Linked DNA regions of Homo sapiens: region 2 is linked to region 1. Evidence: read pairs that join two places in POLR2A ChIA-PET (ENCODE). Cell type or tissue: HCT116. All regions are shown on one strand.

Region 1 (2,500 bases):
AAATGATGGTGAGGTGGGCACTTCTTTGTGGTGAGTGCAGGTGAGAGATGGAGGAGGGTCCTGCCTGACTTCTTTCTGGGGTGGAGGGGCTAGAGAGAAGCTAGAGGTAATTAAGCCCAGGTTGTGGTGGTGGTGGTGGGGGTTTCCCTTGGTGGAGTAAAGAGATTGTGAAGGAAAGAAGAGAATGTGGGCCAGGTGTGGTGGCTCACGCCTGTAATCCTAGCACTTTGGGAGCCCAAGGCGGGCAGATCACCTGAGGTCAGGAGTTCAAGACCAGCCTGGACAACATGGTGAAATCCCATCTCTACTAAAAATACAAAAATTAGCTGGGTGTGGTGGTGTGCACCTGTAATTCCAGCTACTCGGGAGGCTGAGGCAGGAGAATTGCTTGAATCCAGGAGGCAGAGGTTGCAGTCAGCCGAGATTGTGCCATTGCACTCCAGCCTGGGCGACAGAGCGAGAGACTCCATCTCAAAACAAAAACAACAACAAAAAAAGAGAATGTGAATGATTTTTCCTATTTGCACAGACTTTGATATTTTACAAGCCTTAGCTTCAAGCCTGACGAGGAAGTAAAACCAAATCTGGAGTCAAAGAACCTAGCTTTGGCCCTAACTTGGTCGTTATTTGCTCTCTGACTGTGCACCAGTTCCTTCCCTTTCCTGGGTTTGCCATTTGTGCAATTAGGAGGTGGGCTTATTACAAAAAACCTGAAGGTGTCTCCTAGTCTTCACTTATTGAGTCTTGTACTTTAGATCTGGATGGAGATTTGTGAAGGCAAGGAGATTGAAGACATGTCCTCATAAGAGGGAGAAAATCTGAGCTGGTTCCAGGGTGAGCAGAGAGGAGGTGCTGTCGCCAGAGCATGCCCTCAAGGTCATGGGAGAAGTTTTTCCGGAGGACGAGAATGTGGGTGTGGCTCAGAGAGGGGGGACCTGGAGGGAAGGGTGTCACCTGGAAGGAACTGGTGATAGTCAGGACTGTGCAATCAGATCACGGGGCGGCTCCGCGATGGACCTTACTCAACTCCTCTCCTTAGTCCATCCCTTTCCCTTTCGATCCTTGCCTTAACCCAACCCCTTATCTGTCACTCCAAGACCCCACCCCACTCTGGTCACTCCATGGCTCTGCCTCCTCTCCTGTCACAACCAGCCGGGTTACTCCCCATCACTCCATGGGCCCACCTCCTCTCCTGTCCCGCCTGGCCCCGCCCCTCCCTTGGCACTCCACGGTTCCACCCTCTCCCTTGTCACACCCGGCCCCGCCCCTTCTGCTTTCACTCGACGGCGTCACTCCTTCCGGCAAGTCAGCTCCACCCCTATCCCTCGACTTTTCCTTATAGTATTTCTGTCCTTGCCAACCTCGATCCCTCCCCAACCAGACACGGCCCCGCCCCCTCTGGCACCGCCCACCCGCCAGACTAAGCCACTCCCCCACTCACCAGGCCCCGCCCCTCTACGGAGGCCCCGCCTCTAGTTCGGCCTGTTTTCTCAGTCCCGGCACCCGCCGCGACCGCAAAGGCGGCCGCGGTTCTAGGAACTTGACGTGATGGGGCTTCCTGAGGAGCGGGTCCGGAGCGGCAGCGGGAGCCGGGGCCAGGAGGAAGCTGGAGCCGGAGGCCGGGCGCGGAGTTGGTCTCCGCCGCCCGAGGTCAGCCGCTCCGCGCACGTCCCCTCGCTGCAGCGCTACCGCGAGCTGCACCGGCGCTCCGTGGAGGAGCCGCGGGGTGAGGCCCGGCCCGGGCGGGCCTGGGGTGTCAGTGAGGAGAAGAGTGGGGGCTCCCTGGGGGAGTCGGGGGCTCCCTTGGGAAGCTGAGGGGTGGGTGAGGAGATGGAGGTTCTGTGAAGGAAGAATTGCGGTTCTTTGAAAATGGAAAAGGGATTCCGGGAGGAGACGAGGGTTCCATGGGAGCTGGGGAGTTCCCTGCAGACTTGGAGGGTCCGTGGTGGAGATGCGGGTTTTTGCGAGGAGACGCGGGATTCCGTGAGGGAAGAAGTGAGGTTCCTTGAGATTGGGACGGGGAGGTCGGCCAAGAGAGTGAAAGTTTCATGGGAAGAGAAGGGGAGTTCCTGAGGCGAAAAGAGGGTCTCTAAGGGGCGACGGGAGCCTTGAAGGGAGGAGGGCCACGAATAGAACTTTCTTTGCTTCCCTTTCACACCAGCTCAGCCACTGCCTCCTGAGACCCTTAACCTGTGAACTGTTGAGGGCAATAACGGGTCTGGTTCCCATCTTGGGGTCCTCAGATTAGTAATGGAGTCCCCGATCTATTTTTAGTATATCGGACATCCTAATGGAAATTACGCGGTATAAGACTGAACGAGTTACTACGATGTCAAGTTGTTTTATTTATTTTTTTAACTTGGGCTGGGATTGTATTAGTAATAGTTCAGAAGTTCTGATAGATGGTTCCATGTCTGTTAAAATGTATGAGGAAAATCGGCCAGGAGCAGTGGCTCACGCCTGTAATCCCAGCACTTTGGGAGGCCGAGGCGGGCGGATC
Region 2 (2,500 bases), 68 kb after region 1:
CTGCACCGAAGAAGAGCTAGAAAATGACATGATGTATCTATTCTACTTGAATAGCTCTGATGGTTGGCAAGCCTTCTGGTTGACCTAATACTAACTCTCCATAGCTTTTCCTACCCTCTGCGACCTCCCAGGGTGAGCCTTCTCCTCCTCCTCCACAGCAGCCCTTGGAGATTAGAAGACAGCAGTTATGCCCTGTGCACCAATAAGATTTTTCTGACCCAAGCTAAATATCCTGGGTTTTTTTTGTTTGTTTGTTTCTTCTTCAACTAGTCCTCATATGATGTGATTTCCTCAGGGAAGCCTTCCCTATCTGAGTCAGATCCCCCTACTATGTGTTCTCATAGAACTAAGAACCACTCCTTTACAGCACTGACTGCAGTTGCAATTTTACATTTTCTTTGTGTGATGATTAGTGTCATCTCTCCTGTTTGACTATAAACCTCATGAAGGTAATGGCTGTGTCTATGCAGGCTCATCGTCACAGCTCAGTGTACTGCCATGACATGTGACATGTGTTAGGGGCCTATCCAGTATGGTTTTCTGAAGTCTCAACAAGAGCCACAGTAAGAAGGAATCCACAGGTGATTAACATCACACTTACTGCCCTTTGAGATTCAGGGTGGATTCTGCACACCTGCTCAAGCCTGAATCACCTTGTTACAGAAACGTCACAGCAGACCAGTGGGGGGAAGCCAAGTAGCCCAGGCCTGCCCTGAAGTTCCTCTGCTCCTCAGCCAGCTCTCTCCCAAGGGTGAGCTCTCTCATGCCAGCCCTTGGTTAGGAGGAGAGTCCCAGCTGGGCTTCAGCCTCCAAGGAAGTTGAGACACACTTTCCTTTTTCTGAAGAGGTGCTCCCCTTCATGTTTTGTAGGGGGCTCTTCTCCCTTAGGAACTAGGGTTTATATGTGTATGAGAGGAGAGAGGAACAGAGAAGGCAGGGGTTGCAAAGATGAGCTGCAAGTCTCCTTCATAATTGCATCATTAGGGTTATAAGCCAGGCTGCTCATGTTTCCCACAATCCAGGATTGCAGGTACAAAGCTGGGCCCATTCCAAGAAACAGCTCAGGGGCAAGGTGGTGGGCAGATTCATACATTCATGACTCATTGGGTTTTTGGCTACAAGTCAATGGTTTCCAAGCTTCTTACCATTATGACCCCTTCTCATATTCACCCACACATTTTTAAAAGATTTTGTCTCCAACAAAAGTCTAATTTCTGTTGAAAAATTAATCAAAGACATGCAATTACAGGTTGGATATCCCTTATCCGAAATGCTTGGGACCAGAAGTCTTTCGGATTTTGGAAGATTTGCATATACGTAATGAGACATCTTGGGGATGGGACTCAAGTCTAAACACAAAATTCATTTGTTTCATATACACCTTATACTCATAGCCTGAAGATTATTTTATACAATATTTTAATTAATTTTGTGCATGAAACAAACTTTTGACTGTGTTTTGACTGCACCTGTCACATGACATCAGGCGTGGCGTTTTCCACTGGTAGAGTCATGTGGTGTTCAACAAGTTTTGAATTTTGGAGCATTTCAGCTTTTGGATTTTTGGATTAGGGATGCTCAACCTGTACAGTATATACACATCTAGCATGTATATGTAAATACATAATATTTCTAGATATTTAATTCTACAATGAATATATATACATATATATATGTATTATTATTTCTTTTTTTTTGAGATGGAGTCTCGCTCTGTCGCCCAGGCTGGAGTACAGTGTCGTGATCTTGGCTTACTGCAGCCTCTGCCTCCTGGGTTCAAGCGATTCTCCTGCCTCAGCCTCCCAAGTAGCTGGGATTATAGGCACCCGCCACCACACCCAGCTAATTTTTTTATATTTTTAGTAGAGACGGGGTTTCACCATGTTGGCCAGGCTGGTCTCAAACTCCTGACCTTAAGTGATCCACCCACCTCGGCCTCCCAAAGTGCTGGGATTACAGGCCTGAGCCACCGCGCCCAGCCTATATATATTTAATTCTAAAATAAATAAAGAAATTTTAAGAAATTGCCCCAGAATCTGAAGAAAAAAAAAAAAAGATCAAGGGAAAGAGACAGAGAAGGGCGGATGGGCTGAACCATTTCAGAGGTTGCTTCCTCATGCCCTGAGTGTGGCCCAGTCTGTACCCCATCCCATCCAAAGATGAGAGGCCTGAGGTGACAAGAAAGTGTCGCTGCTTAGGAGAAGTAGAAAATCTGACTTTAACCCAATAACCTTCCCTACCTCTGTTTTCCTCCAAAACCAGGCTGACTTCCCCTAATTCCAAATGGAAATATCAGTCTTCAAAGTAGGGTGTCACGGATTACAGAATGTCAACAATAAAGGGATCTTGGATTTAAGCCAGTCTCTTCATTTTTCAGATGAAGAAACCTTAGGCCCAGAGAAGGAAAGGGAGTGGCTTGAGGCCATATAAATAACTGGTCGAGCCAGGATTAGAAGCCAGCTTTCCTGACTCCTATGACTTTTTGTTCTTTGGAGGTACC

What was found. ChIA-PET counts read pairs that join two places held together with the same protein. Peaks named below come from ENCODE experiments on the same cell type or tissue, not always from the same donor. Only the 100,000 strongest peaks of a DNase experiment are listed, where the experiment ranks them.
Region 2: POLR2A ChIA-PET joins it to region 1 with 16 read pairs; 28 of 35 experiments call an interaction of 5 or more read pairs at or near these places.

Annotation. Positions count from the first base shown.
Region 1 is chr20:34,875,098-34,877,597 of GRCh38, forward strand. ACSS2 (acyl-CoA synthetase short chain family member 2) reads left to right here and starts at 1,515. Exons shown (of 18, transcript NM_018677.4): 1 at 1,515-1,726. The coding sequence starts at 1,549. RefSeq lists enhancers at 734-813, 834-883 and silencers at 1,154-1,293, 1,374-1,803. In HCT116, a CTCF peak has its summit at 854; a DNase peak (open chromatin) is centred at 1,194; H3K4me3 peaks cover 2,012 bases; H3K27ac peaks cover 1,424 bases.
Region 2 is chr20:34,943,342-34,945,841 of GRCh38, forward strand. The region is part of intron 3 of GSS (glutathione synthetase); the gene reads right to left. Among named protein-coding and RNA genes, the nearest start is that of GSS, 11 kb to the right of the region's middle. In HCT116, no CTCF peak of the experiment used is centred here; a DNase peak (open chromatin) is centred at 1,020.